7 separate regions of the Homo sapiens genome follow, and all the other regions are linked to region 3. A link is a contact called in ENCODE Hi-C or POLR2A ChIA-PET data. All regions are on one chromosome and are shown on one strand. The core of a region is the stretch at or near the end of the contact, and the rest is flanking DNA. Distances in the headings are between cores, read along the strand shown.

What was found. A loop is a pair of places that touch in the nucleus more often than their neighbours do. ChIA-PET counts read pairs that join two places held with the same protein, here RNA polymerase II (POLR2A). Pooled maps may share reads with other maps.
Region 1: a pooled map shows a loop between it and region 3 (4-fold over the local background). The contact joins two enhancer-like sites. A Hi-C loop is called at or near these places in 5 of 37 single-sample maps with no recorded cell type and 8 of 50 pooled maps.
Region 2: a map of naive thymus-derived CD4-positive, alpha-beta T cell shows a loop between it and region 3 (8-fold over the local background). The contact joins two enhancer-like sites. A Hi-C loop is called at or near these places in 1 of 168 maps with a recorded cell type or tissue (naive thymus-derived CD4-positive, alpha-beta T cell), 7 of 37 single-sample maps with no recorded cell type and 11 of 50 pooled maps. POLR2A ChIA-PET finds 5 or more read pairs at or near these places in 2 of 52 experiments (both activated T-cell).
Region 4: a loop to region 3 is called in a map of prostate gland, with 2.5 times the contacts of the local background. The contact joins two enhancer-like sites. A Hi-C loop is called at or near these places in 2 of 168 maps with a recorded cell type or tissue (cardiac septum and prostate gland), 1 of 37 single-sample maps with no recorded cell type and 5 of 50 pooled maps.
Region 5: a loop to region 3 is called in a map with no recorded cell type, with 9 times the contacts of the local background. The contact joins two enhancer-like sites. A Hi-C loop is called at or near these places in 9 of 37 single-sample maps with no recorded cell type and 4 of 50 pooled maps. POLR2A ChIA-PET finds 5 or more read pairs at or near these places in 1 of 52 experiments (OCI-LY7).
Region 6: a loop to region 3 is called in a map with no recorded cell type, with 17 times the contacts of the local background. The contact joins two enhancer-like sites. A Hi-C loop is called at or near these places in 18 of 37 single-sample maps with no recorded cell type and 12 of 50 pooled maps. POLR2A ChIA-PET finds 5 or more read pairs at or near these places in 3 of 52 experiments (GM12878, activated B cell and activated naive CD8-positive, alpha-beta T cell).
Region 7: a loop to region 3 is called in a pooled map, with 2.6 times the contacts of the local background. The contact joins two enhancer-like sites. A Hi-C loop is called at or near these places in 3 of 37 single-sample maps with no recorded cell type and 2 of 50 pooled maps. POLR2A ChIA-PET finds 5 or more read pairs at or near these places in 2 of 52 experiments (GM10248 and activated T-cell).

The regions. Positions count from the first base shown.
Region 1 is chr7:106,483,149-106,486,996 of GRCh38, reverse strand. No RefSeq gene overlaps it. Among named protein-coding and RNA genes, the nearest start is that of CTB-30L5.1, 110 kb to the left of the region's middle. Within about 2 kb of position 2,321, at least 5 of the 41 ENCODE cell types and tissues checked have a DNase peak (open chromatin) inside an H3K27ac peak, as active enhancers do.
Region 2 is chr7:106,343,956-106,347,449 of GRCh38, reverse strand. No RefSeq gene overlaps it. Among named protein-coding and RNA genes, the nearest start is that of NAMPT-AS1, 60 kb to the right of the region's middle. RefSeq lists an enhancer at 114-1,313. Within about 2 kb of position 1,414, at least 4 of the 41 ENCODE cell types and tissues checked have a DNase peak (open chromatin) inside an H3K27ac peak, as active enhancers do.
Region 3 is chr7:106,070,182-106,073,829 of GRCh38, reverse strand. No RefSeq gene overlaps it. Among named protein-coding and RNA genes, the nearest start is that of SYPL1, 40 kb to the left of the region's middle. RefSeq lists an enhancer at 1,453-1,747. Within about 2 kb of position 2,154, at least 28 of the 41 ENCODE cell types and tissues checked have a DNase peak (open chromatin) inside an H3K27ac peak, as active enhancers do.
Region 4 is chr7:106,460,337-106,464,014 of GRCh38, reverse strand. No RefSeq gene overlaps it. Among named protein-coding and RNA genes, the nearest start is that of CTB-30L5.1, 140 kb to the left of the region's middle. Within about 2 kb of position 1,439, at least 2 of the 41 ENCODE cell types and tissues checked have a DNase peak (open chromatin) inside an H3K27ac peak, as active enhancers do.
Region 5 is chr7:106,550,845-106,554,245 of GRCh38, reverse strand. No RefSeq gene overlaps it. Among named protein-coding and RNA genes, the nearest start is that of CTB-30L5.1, 46 kb to the left of the region's middle. RefSeq lists an enhancer at 1,076-1,375. Within about 2 kb of position 2,110, at least 2 of the 41 ENCODE cell types and tissues checked have a DNase peak (open chromatin) inside an H3K27ac peak, as active enhancers do.
Region 6 is chr7:105,807,781-105,811,140 of GRCh38, reverse strand. The region is part of intron 2 of ATXN7L1 (ataxin 7 like 1); the gene reads left to right. Among named protein-coding and RNA genes, the nearest start is that of ATXN7L1, 67 kb to the left of the region's middle. RefSeq lists enhancers at 1,926-2,035, 2,156-2,225. Within about 2 kb of position 1,745, at least 8 of the 41 ENCODE cell types and tissues checked have a DNase peak (open chromatin) inside an H3K27ac peak, as active enhancers do.
Region 7 is chr7:106,363,938-106,367,651 of GRCh38, reverse strand. No RefSeq gene overlaps it. Among named protein-coding and RNA genes, the nearest start is that of NAMPT-AS1, 81 kb to the right of the region's middle. Within about 2 kb of position 2,236, at least 5 of the 41 ENCODE cell types and tissues checked have a DNase peak (open chromatin) inside an H3K27ac peak, as active enhancers do.

The sequences.
Region 1 (3,848 bases), core at 1,072-3,571, 410 kb before region 3:
CCCCTTTTTCTCTTCCCCAAGCATTGCTTGCAAGTCACTTTGGATCTCACTTTGTTCTGGGGTCTCTGTTCATGTGTACTGTGCATTTTCTGTTCATGTGTACTGTGGAAGCCTTATGAACAAACAGCAGGGGGATTTTACCAGGAACTGGAGGTAACAAAACAACTTGTTCAAAGGTGAGAAAATCAAGGCTGAGTTTTTGTCTAGTGCCCTGGTGAGGAGTGGATGAACCTTTAAGGATGTAATTTTACTTGGAAAAGAAACTAGGTTAGGAAAAAAATCACAATTTCCATGCAGACCACTTATGCTAGATAACGTCAGAGATTACAGCTAAAAAAGTGGAGAAGTATTCAATTGAATGGAATAAATGCCAGAAAGTTTATTACCTAATTTGTCCTATTGTACATGGAGCACCAAAGGAATGCAGCCACAGAGTATTGAAATGATTAATCATTGAGTTTTTTCTTGATTAATCATTGAAATGAAGGCACTCAGAGTGCACTTAGGTGCTATTAGGTAAAAGCAGGCACTTCGAAGCTGTTTTGCCCAGTGAAGCATAATATTGCTGAGGCCACTATGTGGAATGTGGGGAATGAGTTTATCGACTCTTCTTCTCATTTATTTTCAGGAGGAGGAGATTTAAAAGGAGTCTTCTAACCCTGGCTGGCTTTGTTTCTCTTATCATTTTGGGAAATGATTCCTCTTCTCCCTTAGAAAGGCCAATCGATTTCTCATGTGACTGGAGTGAACTGACAGGAACACACTTTTTGTAGTAAATTAGATTGAGTTTGGTTCATGAAAAACACAAAGGAAGCCAACTCTGTGGGAGCAAACTATAGTTTGGAACCCTGTGTACTCTACATGTTCAGAAGTTGAAAAGTAGGACAAGTTCAGCCAACATTTCATTATTTGGAGCCTGATTCTTTGTACAGACAGAGCTGACTATTGTAAACAGTGGAGAAAAGCTACTAAGTGAACATAACCATAAATGTAGAAGTAAGCTTACCCATCTAGGGACAGATATCCATGAGACAGTGTGACAAATCAAATAAAGTGGAGAAAAAAATGAGACTGATCATGAGAAGGGGTGGAGAGTTTGGGGCAAGTGATGTTGGTCTGAAAACCATGGAGAAAGCTTATCTCAGGCAGAAACTTGAAGAAGTTTCAATTGTGATAGAAGAGTCTTCTGGGAAAAGTGACTTGAAGTAGCCGTGCGCTAGACACAAGGATGCACTGCCCAGCTCCCCCATCAGTGAAGCCTCATTGCCCCAGCTCCTGAGAATGTCATGGGCCAACAGCCTTCAACTGTCAGCCCCTTTATGGATTGTCCCCTCTGCAGAAACCTACCTCCTCCAATGTCACACCCTTTCCCAGGGTGGCCTGCATCCAATGACTGATCAGTGTGGCGACTTCAGTTAGCAAATAAGCTGCCACATGTCTAGGACCTTAAAGATGTAAATGGCAACTTCTGTACTGCATTCTAGAGGTGTTGAGGTCCCCTGCACAGCAGCAAGTGCATAGAGCACTAAGTTGTCTGAGCTGAGGAGGGGCGTGTGTACTGGAAGGCCACAGCTGGAGGCCTGGCAGTGGACTAGAAGCTTTCTCAGCAACTCTCCATTTATTAAGGTCAATGACACTAGGGTTGTCTGTGCTCAGGGCTCAAAAAGACTTGGAGTGACAAGGCTGAAACATTCACTTGCTGACCAATCTAGCTCCAACTTCTGGAACAAATCAATGTTGCATGACAAAGATTCTAATTTTAGCTTCATACATTTTTCTCTGTGAATATATGTGGTTGTTTATTACCATTACTAATTTAACATCCAGTGACATGAAGGAAAGAAACAATGAGTCAGACACCATCTGTGTGCATCCTGAGCAATTAGTTTCTTTGAAACCAGAGGCAGAGAAACAGGTTGGTTTTAAAATCTGCTCATGAACTTGTGGGGACACTTTTGTCTGGTTTGCAATCACATTTGTGCCTGGTAGCCCGAAACAGTAAAGCTTGGGATTTGTCCACTCTTCAAGGTGATATAAGTTTGAGAGGAGAATGTCTTCACATTCAAACTCTCCTCTATTGCTGAAGAATCTAAATTGCTTCTGTCAGGCAACCTGAATTCTACCATCACTTCCTGGGCACTTGAAGATAAACTGTTTGTAGTTCACAGCTCTAGGTCCTAAAAGACTTTGCTATTAGCAGAGCCTCTTGTGCAATCTTCACTCCCTTTTGTGTGTAGCTGCATAAAGTTAATAATAAATTACAAAATTGGTCACGTGGAGGCTGGCCACAGCCAGTTCCAAGTTACAATTCAGCTTACTGCCACCTTCATTTCCACCCTGGCTTTGCCTCATCAGTGGTGCTGTGATGAAATTAAGGATGACTTTAGGAAGACATAGGATGATGGAAAAATAGGAATTCAGTGGTTTTTTGTTGCTTTCTTACAACAATAAAAAGTTTAGCAGGCAGAGGAATCCTTTTGTTTTCATCTAATTTTTCTTAAGTTCTCCTTAAGTTAGTCAACATACTTCATCAGAAAAAATAATAGTAAAAGAAGCAATTTATCAATACTTCACCAAGTGGATGTTGAGTATCTGAATAATATCTGCTGAGGAGGAATGAGGACTGCAAGCTTATTTTTTTTTTTTTAAGATGGAGTTTCACTCTTGTTGCCCAGGCTGGAGTGCAGTGGCATGATCTCTGCTCACTGCAACCTCTGCCTCCTGGGTTCAAGCGATTCTCCTGCCTCAGCCTCCCTAGTAGCTGGGACTACAGGCACGCGCCACCATGCCCACCTAATTTTTGTATTTTTAGTAGTGACGGGGTTTCACCATGTTGGCCAGTATGGTCTCAATCTCTTGACCTCGTGATCCACCCGCCTCAGCCTCCCAAAATGCTGGGATTACAGGCATGCAAGCATACTATTTTTAAGAGAATGAATCAGTCATTGTGGTAAACATTGGTGCTGCTCTCCAGTATTTCTGGCTACCCTCTCCTTTTGGACACTTGGGAGGGCTGCACTTCCCCACTCTTTGAGGCTAGGTGTGGACCTACAATTTGCTTCAGTCAATTAAGTAAAAGTACAAGTCATGTATACTACTTCCAGGTGGACACATTCAACAGACAATATGCGAGTTTCCATGCTTGCTTTTTTTCCTGCTATGACAAATGAGGTATCTTGGTGAAACAGTGACATCATAAGATGGTTTGGAGTAATTCTGTGACTGGAGCAGAGCCCATCACCAATTATCACTGGACATATAGTGGGAATGATAAATATTTATTGTGTTAAGCCACAGAGTTGTTTTATTCTTTTTATTTTTTCTTTTCCTGTAGCTAACCTTGCCTATCCTAGCTAAACTAACTAGTGTAACACTAAGCAGACCCAGAGAAAAGATCAATTTTGACATCTGGGGATCACACAATAAAAAAGTCTTCTTGCTACTTGGTCAACAAGCCTCGTTCTCTCTAAGATTTTTTTTGTGCCTCACTTTTATATGACAAAGGATAGCCAAAGATCACCAAATATTTGAAAAAGCCTCCAATTTGAGAGGCCAAGTGCAAAGTAAATAGAAAAAAAAAAAGTCATTTAGTAAAAAATACAAGTAATTCATGTAGCAGGATTTAAAAAATCTATCATATTTTCAGAAAGATAAATATATTTATCAATGAAAAAACAGTGAAATAAAGGAAAATAATCAAAAAATTGAATAAGAGCTCTTAGAAATAAAAAACATGATGGCAAGAAATGTCGAAATGATTCAGTAAAAGTGGAACTCACCTAGAATAAAGAAAAAATTCAAAAAGAGGGAGAATAGAAGTGAAAAGGTTATTGGATTAGAAGATTGCT
Region 2 (3,494 bases), core at 165-2,664, 270 kb before region 3:
ACATTTTCTCCAGGGCCTTGCAGAGACTTGTTCACATAATGAAAAATGTCCGCTGAGAAGGCAACTTTTTGTAGCCATTGTTCATCAAAACACTTAACGAAACTTGCCCAGTATGATATTGAAAGTACTTTTGAATTTCATCTTTTAGCTCAAACACCCTGTTGAAAATGCTTCCTCTGCTGAGCCACCAAATTTCTGTGTATAGCAGGATATTTCTGTGGCCTTTATCGACACCTTTTCAGTTTTAAAAGTATTCTCAAGTTAGCCTTTATATAACAAAGATAGCCATTTTGTAATATTATCTAAAACTTTCATTTCATCTCCAAGAATGTTTGACATTCTCTTTGAAGAAGCCAATGTGTTGTGAAAATGTGAGAAACTTTTTTCATTTAATAAGATGCAAAAGCTCTCATAGAACCAAATTTGACAGAGCACTATCAGTGTTCATGTCAATGTAGTTCTTAGACCTTTTGTTTATAGATATGAAGGCCAAACATTAATTATATCTTGGCCTTTCCTTGTTATGGGCCACTCTTTGTTTTCTTGAATTTCACAATTACTTGCAAATCTTACAAATGCTAAGTATGACATTTATTGGTGAAATCCCCTGACTCATCAACCTAGAAAAGGAAGCTGCGGTTTTTCAGGGTATGTCACAAAACCTCTTCAAAGTTGTGTGACGTGTCATCAATACTTCACCATATGACACTGTTTGAGGCTGTGGAACCTTTTCAGTTTCTTGTAGTGCATCTTTTCCTAGCCTTTGATTCACAGTAATTTTACATGATCACATTGTTAGCCTTACCAACTGTGTGACTTTTCCTGTTTAAGACAGTAAGTTCTGCTACTAAATAACTTGCTCCCTGGTCCTTTTCACTGAATGTACCTGTTTCTTGTTTGTTTGTGTGTTTGTGTGTTTTTAACAAGAGTTACTGTTTGTTTTAAGATTCTAATAGCTGCTTAAAGTAATCAGCATCTTTACTTCTCGAATACCTATGACTTATATTTAAGGGTTTTTGTTTTGTTTGGGTTTTCTTTTTTTTTTTTTATTGGAGCCATTCCCACATCTCTAAGTTGTTTGACATAGCAGGGATTGGCAAATGACAGCCCATGGGCCGAACCTCACCAGAGGCCTGCTTTGGTACAGCCCTCAGGGCTAAGATTGGCTTTTACATTTTTAAAGCATTTAAACAAGCAGACAAAGACAAAGAAGAATATGTGACAGAGACTACATGTGATCTGAAAAACCTAAAATATTTGCCACCTGCCTCTTTACAGAAAAATCTTGCTGGCCTCCTCACATGGATGATTCTCAATAAAATAAGAAAATTTGGATAATCAGCCTATAGAAGCTCCTTGGTAAGGGTCTTTCATCATAAAGATGGACTTTTTCTGTGTCCTTTGTTCCAATCACACAGGAAAATGACTCAGAAGGTTATAATTCATCATCACTACCCTTATCAGGGTTATCCCCAGGCCTAAAATTTTCCTCTTCCATCTCACATCTCACCTTCAAAAATTACCACATTGGGTTATCAAACATGTTTATAAAATACAAACATGAGTTAAGTGTAAAACATAAGAGCATAGTAAAATTTAAAAATCCCCCCAAACTCATCAATCACTGGAGAAATCACTTTTAGTCTTTTTCAACCTATGTTTTGCCATGTTTGTAACCACAACAAAACTGGGGGCAGGAGGTGGGGCAGGGTGCAGCTGAGCCTTTAGAATGAAAATTAAATTTCCCCTCATTTTTAGTTATACTAGCAAAGCTTGTTTGGTCCTGTGAGTCATCCTGTAGTGCATAAGGGGAGTTTAGGGGAAATAGTTAGAGAAGGAAAAACTCATGTCATCCATTTACCACCCCTCTCGTCTGTGCAATATAGCACTCATCAGTTACCAGTAACCTCCCATAGCTTGCATCATAAACCAAACTGGGCACAAACAAATACAATCCTATTGCACACTGCCACAATGGGGCTGAAAGACCCCGAATGAAATTGCTGACATGTCTGCTTAGCCACTATCTATCCTCAAAGTATGCAAACTTCGAAAGTTGATGTCTAGGTTTTAAATCAAAATCTCTTACAAACCCCTAGTGATGACATATTGAACTTTAAGGTTTTGTGGAAACCAAATTGAGAAACATTGGACCAGAGTCTCTGTATTCCAAAAGATTATCTTTCATTTGTATAATCTAAAACTCCCTTAAGTCTTATTCTTCTCCAAAACTCAAAGATCTACCCTTCTTCAAAGATAAATTTAATAATCACTGGCAGAATTAAAACAGATTGTTCTCACTCTCAGCCATCAATATTTTGGAAAACATCAAGTGCGGAAGTAAGCATCGTGACTCTGTTACAGTAACAGCTCAAATATCCGGAAGAATGTGGTAAGTCTATAAACACGTTACCACTAAAGTGCTCTCAGAGTCCATGGGGAAGTGAGATCACTAGATAGAGGAAATCAGGAAGGGTGTCATAAGTGAGGTAGCACTTACCACAGATCTCAGGGAAGGGAAGCACTTCTATGGTCAACATGACAGGAAAACATTTAGAATGCAGAGAATACAATTTCTAAAAGCATGGAGGCAGAAATTTATGGAGCAGGTTAGAACAATAGTATGTGGTCCCATTTGGCTAAAGTATAGGTGACATGTAGCGGGGAAGGGAAAGGAATATTGTATTAATAAAGTGCCATGAAGCCTGAATGACAGCCGGAAGGCCTACAATGCTAAGATAAGGAGTTTGATTAAGTCGTGAGAGCTATTGGAGGTTTCTGAGCAGTAAGATGACATAACCTCATGAAAAGTATGAGATATGATTAATATAAACCCATCCCATATTGTGCCCCTTTGTAAGCTACCTGTACGGAAGAATGTGAATTGTTTCTGGCAGGATTTTTGTTGAATATATACCTTTTCTTTCATTTTCTCCAGTGAGCAGCAACACACCCTTGTAAGACAGCTGGTAGGGTTAGGAGTATTGCCTATGTCAGTGGAACGAGTTCCTCTGTCTCAGAACAGATGGAAAGCATCACAGAAGTAGGAACAGAATGAGGCCCACAGATGGCAGAGTGGTCAGGATTTGTCAAATTCTCATTAATGTATCAAACCCCCACATGGAAAAGCATAGATCCTTGTATAATCTTTGTGTGGTACTTCTGTCTGAAGAAACCCTATAAAAGCAAAAAATTACTCTCCCATGACATTACAGAAGGGAGCTGTTTGTAAAAGCGTTGGTTTCTTCAGAGGTTGGGGTCCACTGATGCCTGGCTCTAGCTTTCTCCTGCCAAGCTGCCTAATTTTGCAATTCCAGCTCAGGCTCAAATAAAACCATGCTCCAGGGTTGCCATCTTGAAGGAAGGAGACTTCATTCTGGAATCTTTGTGATGACATAGGTAAAGCACTAGAAAGGGTAGTAGATCCATGAAGAGACCAGAAGGATAAGTACAAGAAGACAGATATGCTTTACAAATAAGGACTCTCCAGGATG
Region 3 (3,648 bases), core at 905-3,404:
CCAGGCTTTAGGGTGGGGCCTTTGCCAGGGAACCACCCTCTTCTACCCAGTATTTCCCTGTCTCCTGTCCATATCAACTGGACATTCACACAGGTCCAGTTGAAGGGCTGGTGGTCTCAGCTGGTTTGAAGTGGACAAGGACTGACCCCCACTTCCTGAAAAACAACTGTTACCATGGTGAGCAATGCCTTAGAGTTGTTAACTATAAGGAAGCTACTGGCAGATATATATTATTTAGCTATATGGATTTTAAAATCAGCTAGAAGCAAGCGGCTAAAAGCAAGCAAGGCAAGATAAGCTTGGTGGGCCTTATAAGTTTAGTCCTCAGTTTCCATCAACAGCCCATGGTCAAGCAAGAGGCAGCAGGTGGGGTAACAGGAAACCAGTGGGATGCAGACAGTGCGCCCATGCCCATTTTATAGTGCTTGGAGCATGAGTTTACTATTTATAATGACCACGGAGTTTAGAGCTATTTTATTATTGCATTCCTGACAGAAATTATCAAATCATATCTGATGTGCTTGATGTCAAGTCCCTAACCCAGAATGTAAGTCCAAATTTATAACTTCATTATTTGTTTGTTTGTTTGTTTGTTTGTTTTGAGAGGAAGTTTCAGTCTTGTTGCCTAGGCTGGAGTGCAATGGCAAGATCTTAGCTCACTGCAACCTCTGCCTCCTGGATTCAAGCAATTCTCCTGCCTCCGCCTCCTAAGTAGCTGGGATTACAGGCGCAAGCCACCACGCCTGGCTAATTTTTGTATTTTCAGTAGAGACAGGGTTTCACCATGTTAGCCAGGCTGGTCTCAAACTCCTAACATCAGGTGATCCACCCACCTCAGCTTCCCAAAGTGCTGGGATTACAGGCGTGAGCCAATGCACCCGGCTATAACCTCATTATTATGATAAAAAACATACAAACCAGTTTGCAGAAACCTGTTTTATGATGCTCCAATTTATGTGGCAATTTCTAGAAAAAAATTTATGGTGATAAGTGAGAATTGTCAGTCACTGAAACATTAATTACATAGTCAGTGAAGAGCAGGTAAAATATACTTCTGGGCTTCACTTTACATTAGAGATGTTTTTCTGAAACGGTGCCTATGAAACAAATCCTTGTCCCCATTACTTCATATTTATCATTTCAAAGGCACTTTATCTTTATTTCTGGTTGATCACCCTTTGAGGGTGGCATTCCAAAATGTCAGCTCAAAATTTCCCTGCCCTTCGGTTTCTGTGACAAGTAAGTTAACGATCTGTAAATAAATCCTGAAATGTCCTCAGGAATCTGCCACTTGAAGGAATTCTATTAGGATTCTTCCAAAATGCAAACACTTGGCGTGTCATGGGCCTGCCTGAAGTTGTACGCTGGGCTTTCTGGAGGGCAGCAGACCCCTAAGAATAGAGCCCGGGCTTTCCTTTAGTTCCTCTCATTGTTTTTCAGGGACAAAAATCGTTATCTTATATTTTTTTTTTCCAGAGGAGTAGGAGGAAGATCTAAAATAGTTAGGTCTGGCAGCTTAATCTGGGTTGGCTGTCTCTGCCGGCAATCTGTAAAATGTGTTTTTCAAGGATAAGAAGTTTGGGCCCTGGGCCAGAGCTCATGTCTGTCATCAGCGGGAAAATAAATGATCTCTGTAACCTGCTGCTATGCTCTGTTTACCTTTGTGCTTAAACATGAACACCTTGCCTTCCATAGGCCCAGAGCTGCTCAAAGTGGATCCTTTGCTCTTGTCAAACAGAACCTTCATAAATCTGCCATTTGGGTGAGCATGGTGGGGCCAGCTTTTTGTGAGGTGAAACTCCAAACCAGCTTCCATTCTCGGGATTGGTATGTAGTTTTTTCATGTTGCCTAAGAGGCTCAGGAAGGGAACTTGAGGTATTTGTTTTTTCATGCCTGCAAAGGCCATTTCCTAAGAGGTGAGAAGCATATATGCATGCCTGCAAGTACCTGTGAACGTGGGCCACTGAGAGTCTCTGGGGCAAGAGCCCTTCAGGGGAATCTGGTATCTATTCATTATGCAAAACTTCATTCTAGCTAGAACAGGGCCTGGGCTACACTTAAAGCTTAAAGGGATGTCTGTTAAACCATGTTTCCTGTTTCCTGTAGAACTTACCACACTAGTACTGAAAGTGTCATAGCTCAGAGTGGAAGGTTAACGCGTAAGAAAGGGACAGTATTGGCAGAAGGCAAGTGGTGTGACCACTTCCTTCTCCACCCTCTTCTCCCATCCCTTGCCTCCCTGGAAAAGCTGGTTTCCTCAGGAGTCACTCCTTCAGCAGCCGCACAAGGCACACGCCTCGGGGAAGCCGGGCACAGGCTGGGGTTGCCTCCCTCCTGCCCCTGCCCTGCCTCCTGCCCCAGCAGACAGTGAATAAGCCACCTGGTTGGCCCAGCTTCCCGCAGTCCCACTTCTCAAGCTAGGGTACATGTATCTAGGAGGACAGGACTGTGTCGCTGGGAGGTAGAGTGAGACGGATGACAGGAGCCACAGAATCAAAACAGCACAATCGACTCATCAGTTCTTTAACTTGTAAGTTCAAGTCAAACATTACTTTTTATTTTGCTTTACTTACTTGTTTTTTGAGACAGGGTCTTCTCTGTCGCCCAGGCTGGAGTGCAGTGGCACAGTCATGGTTCACTACAGCCTCCAACTCCTGGGCTCCAGTGATCCTCCTGCTTTAGCCTCCCAAGTAGCTGGGACCACAAGCATGCAACACCATAGCTAACTTTTTTTTTTTTTTAAGAGACAGGGTCTCACTATGTTGCCCAGGCTGGTCTCAAACTCCTGGGCCCAAGCAATCTTCCCACCTTGGCCGCCCAAAGTGCTGAAACTATAGGTTTGAGCCACTGTGCCTGGCCAAACATTACTTTTTATAATAAGACGAATATTTTTTTCTGAAATAAGGCCCAATGAAGCCCACCTTGTTTGTGTTTAAGAAGCCATGACCAAAAAGAGCACTACCCATTCCTGCCCAGGCTTGTTGCAGTCACCCATTTAATCGCTCATTCAACTTGAGTGTACTTATGGGGCTCTGGCCAACTGCCAGATGAGAAAGACGCAAGCCCCTCTCAGGAACTCACAGTGTAGCGAGGAGGTAATAGGTTAATGCGTGGTTTCCAGGGAGAAGTTGGAGCTCAGATAGGGGTCAGCAGGAGTGGTTAGGGAAGCCCAGAGAAAAGACCCCAACCCAGCTAGGCACAGCTAAAGAGAGACAGTAGGCACTGCACTGGGGGAAGGAGAGAACTCGTCTACCAAGCAGGTACACTGCCCTGGTCAGGGCTTGCCTGCCCTGGCCTCTGTTTCTTCACCTGCCAGATAGGCAGTTAGAGCAGTGACTCTAAGCCCCTGCCAGACTGATATGTCTGTGGCTCCCTTCACCCACATCTCTGCAGAGCTCAGTAGCTCTCAAAAGGTAGAGCCCAGCCTCAGGGCAGCGCGGTGGTGTATGCTGGGGCTGGGATGTGTCAGGGTCATCCTAACTCCAGGATGCAAAGGTGGCCATTGCTGGCCCCAGGGTTTCATAAATTGCTCCGCACGTGGAGAGTCTGGTGTTGGCAGCATTGGTTCTGATATCCTGCCAACTGAGCATGACGCACAGGCCAGGTGGAATTCAGGGCATGTGCTCACGGAGGAACCACCGTGGATT
Region 4 (3,678 bases), core at 190-2,689, 390 kb before region 3:
CCAATAAAATAAATGATAACAATAACAATAATAATAAAATCTGGACTGGGATAAGCCAGTATTTTAAATTAGTTTTAAAAAGTCAGAAGCATACAATGTTTCAAAGACATTGCATTTCTTTCTTATGTGAAAGAGTCATTGAGACTTGTTGCTAACAAACTGTTACCAAGTAAATCCTATAAGAAATAGTTTTCTGTTCAGAAAGAAGTTTACCTGCCAATTACTTAAGATATATAACAAATTCTAAGTATTACTATTAGAAAGGAGGACACTAAATTAACACTATGTACGAACAATACGTTTGGATCTAGAAAACAAAATGATTGACTTTTTTAAAGAATTAATGACAGTTGTGTAGTCAGAATTACGGAAATGGAAACTTAGGAAAATCATTACAGAAAGATATGGAAATGGAAACTTAGGGAAATCTATTAGTACCTAGATGGTTTAAATATTCTTTTAAAGTTGTATTTATGCTTTTAATTTGCTTTGCACACAGCTGCTTCACAAAAGAGCAAAAATAAACTCTGACCACATCTTATGTTAACGATTTTATACTCTTAAGTATTGTACTAGGCGAATGTACCTATTAAAAGACATCTTCTTTAGACAGCCTTTCTGAGGGCCAGAGTAGATTGAACTAAGAGCAACAGGCATCTGCACTTGTCTGGCTTTCTAGTGCCCCTCCCCCATCCTCCTCTGGGACTCCCCACCTCCCTATTATCCAGCAACTGAAAGGTTAAAGGCCTGACCCAGCAGGTGACAGTCCAACCCAGTGCTGGTCTTCTTACCCTCCTTGCTGCACCGCACTTCTGACTTAGGGACACATTTCAGGATGGCTTATTTGATCTGTGTAGAATCCAAGAAGTGATCTGATTCAAAGATCACCCATCTCTCACAAAAGCAGCCCTCTCAGTTTCTCAAGAAGATCAATTATTACATACAGGTTTATGACTCAGCCACAGAAAAGCAGTCCCATCAATCTGCTTGTGTTCATTTTTCATTTTAGCTTAATGGGTGTTTGCTCAGTGTCCAGGTTTTATCTATATTTGCAAATTCACTTTATTATTTTAAGCAATATTTTAGAAGTTGAAATTAATCTTATAAAGTTGTATAGCTTTTAGGACATTTTCTTTTCCCATTAAAATACAAGAACCATATTCTAGTTTTCATTTTGTGGAGTCAAAAACATACACGTGTATGAAGTGTCTATGAGTCAAGCACTTCCTCGTTATTTTTTGAGTTTTTGGGAAATCACAAAACACCCTTTGAATAGCAGGTAAAAAGGGCATTATATAGTTAGAGGAAAGCACTCCTGTGCTGGCAGTCAGTAGTATGTCGATGTTTCTATTAAGTGAAAGAGTGTTGACTTCTGCTTCTTCAATCCTCCCTCTCCAAGCTATGGAAATTGAAATTTCTCATTAGGCCACGAGGTGGCAGATTAATTGCAGAAAAAAAAAATTCTAGTATGAAAGCAATACAGAAATTTCTTCAGCTAAAGGGAAATAAATATCCTTTCTCCAACTAATACCCCTGTGTGGTACACCTCTCTGACCAGAAGTTACACTTGCTAAGAGACCCAGTGGTTTAAGAGCATTTCTTACATGTTTTCCTGTTTCTTTGAAAGAAAGAAAAAAAATCTCTTTGACCACTTCCTAATGATCTTCCTGAACACGCAGCTTGCTTGAGTCCTGGTGGAAAAGGCCTTGTATGGAAGCCCCAGGGACAACTTCCACCACTGAGGAATTTTCAGTCTTCTGCATCTGTCAATCAACTGAACCATTTATAGCTGGTGTCTTCTTTTCTCGTGCCCATAAGCCCTGTCACTGTTGAGCTGGGCCCACCTTAAGACTGATGTCCTTTGCAATTTCTGGGACTACTGCAAGTGCTCCTAACTGTCCTCCCTGCCTCCAGCCTTCCAACCTGCAGCCACTCGAGTTGCCTTCCTACACGTCAGAGCCGACCATGCCATTCTCCTGCTTAAAAACCCATCTCACTGGCTATGGGACCAAATGAAACCTTCAATGCTTGACACACAAGCCTTTTCCAACGTGGCCGACAAACACACACTTGCACAAACACACCCACACACACATACTTATTAATTCAGTAACACAGACATTTAGCAGTTCACCAAACATGCCTGATTTTTCACAACTCTGCATACTCTGTTTCCTCTATCTAGAATGTTCTTCCCTGTCTGTATCTGGCAAACCCTAAATCCCGCACGATGCTTTGCCTAACCTCTCAGGTAGACCCGCAGTGTTGCTGCTGTGAAAGGAAAATAACTCTTGGGACCCCCAAATCACTACACTAAAGAAAAAAGTCAAGCTGGAAATTGCTTAAGGCAAAACTGCCTCCCATTCTATTCAGAGTCATCCCTCTGCTCACTGAAATAAATGCGTATCTGATTGCCTCCTTCTGAAAGGCTAATCAGAAACTCAATGCAAATGGTTATTGAGAAACCAATGGTTATTTGTCTCTCACCTACTTATGACCTGGAAGCACCACCCCCCCGCCCTCACCTTTCTGGACAGAACCAATGTACATCTTACATATATTGATTGATGTCTCATGTCTCCCTAAAATGTATGAAACCAAGCTGTGCCCTGACTACCTTGAGCATATATCGTCAGGACCTCCTGAGGCTGTGTTATGGGCATGCATCCTTAACTTTGGCAAAATAAACTTTCTAAATTGATGAAGACCTGTCTCACATATTTTGAGTTAATAATTTGGTGACCAACGTAAGTGACTCGGAATGGAGGTGGCTCTGGCCTTTGGAAAATCTTCTATGGCCACTTGGTACAAGCTTGAGCTATCTTTATGGCTCAAACTGTCACAGGCGTTTGAATCAGAGCAACTCCATTTTGAATATGGGCTGGGTGAGGTAAGGCTAAAACCTACCGGGCTGCATTCCCGGGATGTTAGACATTCTAAGTCACAGGATAAGATAGGAGGTCAACACAAGATACGGATCATAAAGACCTTGCTGATAAAACAGGATGTGGCAAAGAAGCTAGCCAAAACTCACCAAAACCAAGATGGCAATGAAAGTGACCTCTGGTCGTCCTCACTGCTTAGCATGCGTTAGCATGTTAAGAGACACTCCCACCAGCACCATGACAGTTTACAGATGCCATGGCAACATCAGGAAGTTACCCTATATGGTCTAAAAAGGAGACAAACCCTCAGTTGTGGGAATTACCTACCCCTTTCCTGGAAAACTCATGAATAATGTACCCCTTGTTTAGCATATAATCAAGAAGTAGCAATAAGCATCATCAGTACAGCAGCCCATGCTGCTGCTCTGCCTATGGAGTAGCCATTCATTCTTCCTTTACTTTCCTAATAAACTTGCTTTCACTTTACTCTATGGACTCGCTCCAAATTCTTTCTTGGGTGAGATCCAAACCCTTTCTTGGGGTCTAGATTGGGACCCCTTTCTGATAACATCTTCCTGGCAAACTTCAAAGGGGTGATACTGAGGAGACCCACCCCCCAACAACAAAGGAAACAGGTCGCAGCACCAATCAGCTGACTTTGGGTGAGTGGTGAGGTATCTGGGTAAAGGATGGGATTGGGTTAGAGGCCCAGCTTAGGGGAGTTAGAGTTTCTCCCAAGACAGAGTGGGGTTAAAGGCCCCTCTTAATAAGGGCAAGGACACCTGACCAAACT
Region 5 (3,401 bases), core at 861-3,360, 480 kb before region 3:
TCCTCTGTGAGGAGTGAGGAGTGCCTTGGCGGCTACTCTGACTTTTCTTCATGTAAAGGGATTTGAGACCCATCCCATGTATGGCCTACTTTCATCAGCTTCTGAATTTCAAATGCAGATGTGTATGTGTTGTGACTTTGTGTATGTACAATTCCTGAAACGTCTAGTTTACTAGGAGAGCTCAATAAAGTTAATAACACTGATAATACCCTAAACTATGGGAGGTCTTAGAGTAAGATGACAACTATAGACATGGAAATCAATCACCTTTTTATCTTTTAACCATCCCCAAATTTGGTTTGCCCCTATGCCAACTTAAATGACTCAGGGAGGGGAACATACAGTGATTCCTAGCTAGGTAGGGTTTAGGGGACCTGACTTGACTTTGAATTTTTCTAAGCTATGTACTGAGCAGGACCTCATCAAAGTGCAGTGGTAGACAGAGTTCATCCTGGCTCTATGGTGTCTTTTATCTTTCCATTCTCCCTTTCAGTGAGCCTCCAAACGTCCACTCCTAGTACTCAGGGATCTGACTGTCAAAGACTTATCTTTTACCTCTTGCTGTCCTCCCCTGGCGTGTTCTCACCCCTCCTCTATTCCTTCAGAGCCCTGCTCTCTAAGATTCAGCTGATTTGATTGGTGTGGTAATGGAAGAGCAACCCACAGTCTTAGGCAAGAGTCTTAAATTTGAAGGTTCCAATGAAGTAGACCCAAGTTATCCCTTTCCAACAGAAGACGTCAGTTGATGGATTTTGAGGATATTTGATTTCATGTGAGATGGTGCCACTGAGCAAATGGTAGATGCCCCAAAGCAGCAGATGAAGAATTAAAGAGGACTGCCCTTAGTGACATCTTGGAATGATTTGGGGGTGTGGGAAACCTCTCCTGCCCTCCAAACTCCTCCTTTCTCCCAGAATATCAAATTACTTTTTCAGAGAAAGTAATGGGAGGGGAGGGGTTTATGAGACAGGAAATGTTGAAGAAGCGCTGGACTCATCAGCCCCAAAGATTAAGGATGGCCTTCTCCTCCCTCCAGATAGGAACATAGCTGGACACCTTGGGGGCAGCTTCTTGAGGACAGAACTGACCTGTGCCTCTTGAAGGCAAAGGCATTATAGGTTCTCAATACATATTGAATGCTCAACTGACTGGCTGAGGTGAAGAAGGAGATGGTTGATTTTGCAGTCTATTAATAACAGCCATAATCTCAAGTGACTCACAGACCTTGAAAAAAGATGATGTGGCCTTCATTGCAGTTTTGCAGAAGTGAAAATCGCCATTGCATGAAACTGTTGAAAGGGGATCTTCAGAATGACTTTGGTGAAATGTTTAGCGACTCTCTTGTAAACCGCAAAGCTGTACAAGGCAACAATGCTCATGATATCCCAGAGCAATGTGGGCAATGGCCACACAAGAGATCCTCAAGGGAGTTCTCTGAGTTTAGGGGACATGTATTGCAGGAGTCAGCCATAAAGGATGGGAAGCGTGCATGGGGCCCTGTGCAAGGCCCTTTGTGAAGCAAGTAAAACACATCATCCCTTTGGCAATTTTCCACTGAGACCACACAAAGAATAAAATATTTAAACATAAACAAATTATGTGTTTCTTCAAAATGTCTTCTTATCTAATTTCCCTCTTTTTTACTACTGTTCCCTCCTAACTTCTCTGTCAGGCTCTAAAAATTCTCTTTCTTTCATCTCTCTGTCCTGGACCATAAATGGCCTTTATGCGGGCTCCTCTCTCTTTCTCTCATGCAGAAGGCAGCTGAATTGCTTTTCCACTTAATTCCAGGCCTAATGAAAGTATCTAGGCCTTGAACCACCCAACCATTCAGCTTTTGCTTATGTTTTTTTCCTCTCTTTCCTTCCAACTCTCTAGTTTACCCCTTCATTCTGGTTAATTGTATTAACTTGTTTTCCTGTATGAATCCTCCTTTAGATTACTTGGATTGTCCTGGAATGGGCTTGAGAGAGTTTATCATTCTTTGTCCACCATTCTTAATGTGGCTCCCTACCACCTGGGCCTGGCTCAAGAGAAGAGGCAGACAGGGTTCTGTGTAAGTGGGCAGACACCAAATGAGGAATGGTGGGATGTCTGGGGTTCCTCGTGTCCTGTATCAGCAGTGAGTCAGCTAGCAGGAACAAGCCTTTGACAAAGTCTTTCAAGTAAGGAAAAACCTTGTTGTGGTTCTAGGATGTGTCTAAATTAGGGTTTGGAACTGGGCATGTCTTGGCCCAAAGCTCATGGTCTACCTGCTATAACTACTGGTGTTGAAACCCCAGGTGATGCTGCCTAAGAAGTCATGGTTGTGTGAGGACTTGCTGCTTCCTTCATTTGTCATTCTGACAAGGTGTCAGGAAATTTAGCCAATAGCAATAACAATCAATGTGCTCTTCTCTACCATACTGAATGAATGCCATGGCAGCTGATCAACAAGAGAATGCCATATTGAAGAGTCTCATTATAAGTCATGTATAACAGAGATGTAGGTATTCTATGACAGGGGAGTGAACTATAGTACCTTGCAAAGACCAGTGTTTGTGGGTTAAAAAAAAAAAGACTGATGCTCAGGTGTAGACATGAGACTCCAGAATGATTTCTGTTTTGCCTTGTAAGCTATCAGTTAATCTGATGGGGATAGAAAAGGCAAAATCTCAGCATGTCAGCATGTCAGTAATTCAACATAACTGACTCTTGTTAAGCTTGTATTCTTTGGCTGAGTGGTGAGAAGCCTACCCAAGTCTTATTTACCCCCATAATCGACCTCAGGAGATATTTAGTTTTTTTCATTGATCTTTTCCCTACAAGTGATGAATGTGAATGGTTAGGTTCCCTTCTATCCATAAGTTTCTTAAACAGGACAGATGGATATGCAGACCACTGTAAGAAACAATAGTGTCTAGTAATTATGTCTGGTAAACTATTAATTTTTTCATTTAGCTCTTTGACAGCTATTTTCTGAGGGCGCCTGATGATATGCTAGGAATTACAGATGCAATGGTGACTGAAGTAAAGATGGTCCTTGCTTCGATGAAACATGCACCTTAACAACAAATGCAGAAAAGTCAAGGAAATTACATGATAAAAATATTAATCCATAATAAGTACTTTTTATATTTAATTTTATTTTTAAATATTTAAGTCATTGATCCATTCAGAACTTATTTTGGCAAAGGAATGATACAGAAATCCAAATGTTTTACCCTAAAACACTAGCCAGTTTTCACAATATCATTTATTAAAGGGACCATGTTTTCTCTACAGATTTGAAATGATACCCTTATTATATACCAAATTCTCATATTTATAGGACTGTTTTGGCATTGTATTCTGTTACATTGATTTGTCTCCCTGCTTTTGGCTCAGTGATGGTTTTTAATTTCTGTAACTTTATAATAATG
Region 6 (3,360 bases), core at 496-2,995, 260 kb after region 3:
AACTTGATCACTTCTGCAGAGACGCTGTTTCCAAATAAGACCACATTCACAAGTATTGGGGATAGGACTTCACCATATCTTTTCAGGGACCCCGTAACTTTCTTCATCTGTGGCCTTTCTAGGTTAGCTGATAGCCACTTCATTCTTCCAGTTGCTTTGGACAGAACTCTTGGTGTCATCCTTGACTCCCATCTTTTTCTCCCATCCACATCTAGTCCACTAGGAAACAGGTTAGGTTCAAAACCAACTGCTTCTCCCACCTCCACTTCTGCTGCCCTGATCTGAGCCACCATCACCTAAATTACTATAAAAGCCAAGTATCAGTTCATGTCACTCCTCTGCTCAAAAGCCTGCATAGCTTCCCACACCACTCAGAGTCACTGGCACAGCCTTTCCGCCGCCCCCATGCCATCCCCGGCTTCAGTGCCTCTACGCTGGCTCGCGTTGGCTCCTGCACACAGGCTGGCTTCTTTGCTCTCCCTCATACGTCCTAGGCTCTCCCCTTCTCTGGACCTTTGCACTAGCTCTTCCCTCTGTGCGGAACACCATCCCCTAGATGTGCTCCAGCCTCACAATCTACCTTCTCACCTTCTTCTAGTCTGCTCAGATATCACCTTCTCAGTGGCACCCTTTTTACAATTCCAGCCAGCCTTCCCAGCACCAGTGTTTTGTTTGTTTGTTTTTTTATAACACTTTACCCTTTCTATAGCAGACATTATTGGGAATACTTATTGTTTGTTGTTTGTCTCACCTGCTAGCATGTGATGTCTACAAGGCAAGGGTCTTGCCAGTTTTGGTGACTGGTGTTTCCCAAGGGCCTAGAGCAAGGGAGAGCCAGGACTGGGCCCAGGTCTCCCTGGCTCCAAGGCCATCCTCTTCCTGCTGTGAAAGACCACTCTGAACTATACAAGGGTAGATCTCTCCAACACCACATCTCGTTTATCCTCCCTGCCCCATCTTTTGCCATCTTCCTCAGTGACTTCAGTATCTCTGTGAGCCTACTTGCTAAAATAGAAATTTTAAACTGTACAGAAAGAACATGGTGTTATGTTCAAGAGAATGGAGTCTGGGCTGGGTGTGGTGGCTCACACCTGTAGTCTCAACACTTTGGGAGGCCAAGGCTGGAGGATCATTTGAGTCCTGGAATTCGAGGCCAGCCTGGGCAACATAGTGAGACCTCGTCTCTACAAAAAATTTAAAAAATTAGGTGGATGTGGTGGCATGTGCCTTTCGTCCCAGCTACTTGGGAGGCTGAGTTGGGAGGATCACTTGAGCCCAGGAGGTCAAAGCTACAGTGAGCTATGATAGCATAACTATGCTCTAGCCTGGGCAACAGAGTGAGACCCTGTCTTGGAAAAAAAAAAAAAGGAGTCTGGAGCCACTTACACAGCAGGTAAGCATAGGCACCTCACTTCACCTCCCTTTGCCTCAGTTTCCTCATCTATCAAAAGGAGATAATCATGCCACCTTACCTTGAAGGGTTTCTGTGAGGGCTAAATACGTTAATATATGTAACCACTTACCATGGAAACAGTGAGTACCATGTCAGTATCATTGTAAGGATATATATTTGAACCTTGAGGACACTATGCTAAATGAAATAAGCCAGTCATAAAGGACCAATACTGCCTGATTCCACTGATATGAGGTATCTAAGGCAGTTGACTCGTAGAAGCAGAACATAGAATGGTTGAGTGCCAGGGGCCGGAGGAAGGAGGAAGTGAGGTTGCTGCTCAGTGGGCGTGGAGTTTCAGTAGTGCAAGCTGAGTCAGTTCTAGAGATCTGCTTTACAACAGTGTGCTTATGGTTAACAATACTGTACTATACACTCACAGATGTGTTAAGACAGTAGATCTCATGTTATATGGGGCTTTTTAAACCACAACTTGTTTTTTAAAAAGGATGTAATATATTAGTCACTAACCCTTTGTTTTATTGAATTTTCTCAAGGTTAAGGGACTTACCCAAGTGCTCGCAGCTTATAAAGGAAAGAGGGTGACAAGAATGAAGCCTCTGACTTCCAGGGCTCTTTGTCCTGCTCCAAGTCAGGCATTAGTTCTGTCTGTCAAAATCCAGATTATCAAAGGACCATAGTATAAAAGGGCTCTGCAATATGGGGAGGTGCATCCACGCTTCTTTGGGAGAAACGCCTCACATGTTGGCTTCATAAAACTCTTCTATGCCCCGTAGGTTGGACAATGAGAAATAAATAATCCAGACATTGGTGTTTTTGATAGGTGGTTAGAGCTTCCCCAACAGGGGGAGTAAACAAAAGAACCATCTTAATTTCAAGCTTAGTTAGAACTACGGAAGACTAAAAGTCATTTTTCAAAATGGTGGGTGGTGCCAGGGCTCTATCCCCACCTGGAAGGGGCACTTGATCTGTAAAAGCAGCAAAAATAATTGTGTCTTTTATGTCACTTAGGTAGAAGCTCCTGTCCCAATTAATTCTTATCTCCTCCTCCCTTTATAAATATGCTTGGGCAAAGTGACATCCTAGCAGTTTTTTGTTTTGTTTTCTCTCTTCTTAACAAGGAATTCTCTCTGCTTAGGCATTTTAGGTGCTGATTTTTCTCATGTCCCAGAGATGCTTCTAATTAGTTGATGCTTCCTTCCCATAATAGTTCACCACAGAGAGTGGATTTGGACTGGAGGAGGGAGCAATTTTGTCATCTTATCAAAGTGCCACTGATCAGGTTGGCTTTCCTGAGTGCTCATTCATTTTTCCGCCTCTCTGGAAACAGAAGCAGCAAGCTCCTTGCTGAGTGGAGCTGGAGGTTTTTGGGTTTTGCTGTCTCCCCAGTGCTTCCCAGCACCCTTTGATGAAATGCTGCCTCAGAGTCTTTGCAGTAGGGCTCACTAGAGAAATTATCTTTTTCCTTTCACATCAGTGGAAAAACACTTGGCTGGGGACAAATGGCAAAAGCATGCCACTGTCACCTTGTCCCTAAGTAACCTGGCACCCACCAGGGCTGCCTGCAGGCCCTGTGTGTCCTGGGGAGAAGGTATATAAAGGCCTCTTCCTTTTCCTGCTTTCTAGGAGCAGAGTGACCCTCCAGGCCAAGGACAGTGCTGTATTCTTGGGTGGTTCTGACATTGCAGAAAGAGTCTGTGGACACTAGAGATCCAAGAATTATCCTCCAGTGCTTCAGAGCTGGAAGGAGATGCTAGCTCAGGCCTCTTTAAGGACTTGTATCAGTTAGCTAGCTTTTGCTGTGCAACAAACCACCCCAAAACTTGATGGCTTAAGACAGTAAACATTACTTACTATGATTCTGTGGGTCTTCTGGGTGTTTCTTCTGGTGCGGATAGCGCAGCCCAGGCTGGATGGTCAAAGAGGCCCTCCCTCACCTGTCTGGT
Region 7 (3,714 bases), core at 987-3,486, 290 kb before region 3:
CCTACCCCAATCCTATCCATTCTCCAAGTTTCTCCTCTTGCATGAGGCGTCCTGAGGACTCTGGCACACATACAAGTTAACACTTATATCCCCAGATTCAAACATTAGCTGTTTTTTTTTCCTGATGGTTTTATATTACCTCTTTAGAGTATCAGTTTCTTGAGAACAGGGATGTATGAATTACTTGGTGAACTTCACCTCCTGGTGTGTAGCATCACTTGTTGGAGCAAAAGAGCCCCAGAAGCCAGCAGAGCTCAGGCAAGTGTTGCATGGGAGAAGCAAAGATAAATCAAATCTAGATCCTGCCCTCCAGGAGTTTACCCGTTGATAGACTGAGCAGGAAGAGAATGGCTGCTGGTTAGCCCATGAGTTGGCTCTTTTTGCACAAAAGGAAAGACTGTGTAAATACAGGAACTATCCCTGAAGAGGGCAGTAGACTCTCTGTGGAGCTTCTCTGGACTAGATCCTTCAGTGCAAAGCCTGGGTGGGCTGGGCACTGCTCTCAACAGCATGCGTCTAAGACCTGCTCACAAATTGCAGGTAATTTTACGCCTGAACTGCTGTGATTTATTGCACTGAAGCAAGAGGGGAAAAAAAAACCAAAAATGTATAAAACATGACACTTTGACCCTTAAAGGTAGTGTGATTTCATCTCCAAACTACCTACCATTTGGCAAGGGGTTGGGTTAAGTTTCTAAGGAAGGATTGGGTCTAATCTGAATTACCTAAACCAGAAGATGCTTTCAGTCTAGACTTATTTCTTTCCTTTAGGGAAAAACATCATGGTGTAATGAAAAGAGTTAAAGAGTTGGTGCTTTGAGGTAGCAGGCCTGTCCCCAGTCCACCTCTCCCTTCCTAGCCAAAGTTACCTTTCTGAACCCAGGTTTCTTCATCCCTGCAATGGACAATAATGACTAACTTGCAGATTTGTTGTGAAAGTTAGAGATAATGTGTTCAAAATGCCAAGGATAATATTGGATATGAGTTCTCATTATTGAGATAGAAATCCACCTGTTCAGTAACGCTCCTTCCACTAAAACTGCAAAAGCAAACTCTTGTAAAATGGAGTTATTTGCCTTCTTGATATGTCTTAAATTCTGTCTCTTTCAATGCGATGTCAAAAATAACATCCTGATTAATTTTCCCAACATAAAAACACTCATCATTTTAGATCATATATCAGAAGTGATCCGTCCGGACTAAGAGCCAGTTTCATTTGAATAAGAAGACTCAGGAAAGTAGAGAGATCATGTATATATTTCACCCAGGCTGGTGCAATCATGGCTTATTGCAGCCTCAACCTCCCAAGGCTCAGGTGATCTTCCCACTTCTCCCAAGTAGCTAGAACTACAGGTGCATGCCACCACAGCTAATTTTTTTTTTTTTTTCAGAGGTAGGGTTTCACTATGTTGCCCAGGCTGGTTTTGAACTCCTGGGCTCAAGTGATCCACCTGCCTTGGCCTCCCAAATTGTTGGGATTACAGGCATGAGCCACTGTACCTGGAGAGAGATCATATATTTTATAGAACTGATTAGCTCTTTTCACCCAGACCTCACATGTAATATGAGTGCCCTATGATTATCCTAGCAGTTCAGAATGAAAAATGAGTGAAATGTTTGTGTGGAAAGGTTTGGGTAAATTTTTAGTTTGTTTTTGCCTTAGTCTGGCATAGAAGGATATTTCTTTTCCAGCTGGAAAACTTATCTGTATCTTTCTTGGCCCTTGGTTCTTCCTTCCTTCAGGAAATTTAGACCTGCCCTGTTATGCAAGTTGTTTATTGTGGGTGAAAGCTCTACATGCAGCTTCTCTTAGTTCTGGGCATTGGGAAAGTCCTTAGGGAGAAGCTCCAACCCTTATGACCTGATAGAGAGCTGAAGACAGTTCAGAAAATTCCAGGAGATTAGTGAGTTCTGCAGTTCCACAGGATCGAGATAGGTCTAGACCCAGAACTTCCCCAAGTACACTCTGATGGAGTTGGAACCAGGGGTCTCTAAGCATTTCCTCTCCTTTGTATCCGACATATTCCAGGGCCTCTAAGCCATGGTAAAGTTGGCCTCCCACTTCCTTGACCTGAACATTGCCCCATGCCCCAAGCTTGGGTCACACCCAGCTGTCCAAATATCTCAGTGTTTTTTTCTGGGGGTGGAGGGGCTGACAAGGAGTCAAGCCCTGGGTGAGATGGCAAAGCTTTTATTATGTAAGAAACCTGTTTGACTTGCTCATGCTATGGTGGAGGTTTCATAATGTTGTGTCATTCCCTTAGTAGACGTGGCTTGTGACTTGGCAGTTTCTGAAAGTGAAATTGGAATATGCAGAAGACATGGTCTCAGGTCTGCAGAAATCATGCTTTTGATATCTGATTGACTTGCCCTGGAACACTGTCTTCAACTTAGGAGTGCGCCATCTCACCTGATGTGAGAGGCTGTAAATAATTGAACTCAGGCTGGTTTACATTTCTTTTTTTTTTACAATTTAAAATTTTAATTATTACCAAACAAAAATATCCACTCAAAATACAATTCAACAATGCAACAGTCATCTTACAGCAGAGAAATGCAGAGAAAAGCAAAACTGTAAGCGACTATGAATAAAGGGTAAATGTAGTCTCAAATCCTCAAAGAGCTGTGTTTATTTCATTGACGAAAAGATTATTCGTATTCAATTCTGATTTGCTTTAAGGATTAAGATGCTCATTTTACAGTTAGCACACGTGTATATTGTCACCTGTTCCCCTTACAGAAATGTTCTTCCAAATGGTTAATGTTTCCCTTTGGTACCAGTTTTGCCGGTTCACATAAAGTATTTCATTTTCAAAACTCAGCATAAAATATAGACTGAGTCTGAAAAGATAATAAATAAACAAAGCAGAATACACAAGTTCCACATTTCAAAAGCCTCGATAACAAAAAAGAAAGATCAAATCCCTTATTAGTCTCTGTAAAGTCACTTACAAAGCTGCTGCTGATCCTGTTAAACATGATATAACTGACCTTCTTTATTAATTTTTTATTATACTTTAAGTTCTGGGGTACATGTGCAGAACATACAGTTTTGTTACATAGGTATACATGTGCCATGGTGGTTTGCTGCACTCAACAACCCGTCACCTACATTAGGTATTTCTCCTAATGCTATCCTTCCTCTAGCCCCTCACCCCCTGACAGGCCCCCGGTGTGTGATGGTCCCCTCCCTGTGTCCACGTGTTCTCATTATTCAACTCCCACTTATGAGTGAGAACGTGCAATGTTTGGTTTTCTGTTCGTGTGTTAGTTTGCTGAGAACGATGGTTTCCAGCTTCATCCATGTCCCTGCAAAGGACATGAACTCATCCTCCCTTATGGCTGCATAGTATTCCATGGTATATATGTGCCACATTTTCTTTATCCAGTCTATCACTGATGGACATTTGGGTTGGTTCCAAGTCTTTGCTATTGTGAATAGTGCCACAATAAACATACGTGTTCATGTGTTTTTATAGTAGAATGATTTATAACCCTTTGGGAAATGGGATTGCTGGGTCAAATGGTATTTCTAGTTCTAGATCCTTGAGGAATCACCACACTGTCTTCCACAATGGTTGAACTAATTTATGCTCCCACCAACAGAGTAAAGCATTCCTAATTCTCCACATCCTCTCCAGCATCTGTTGTTTCCCGACTTTTTAATGATCGCCATTGTAAGTGGCGTGAGATGGTATCTCATTGTGGTTTTGA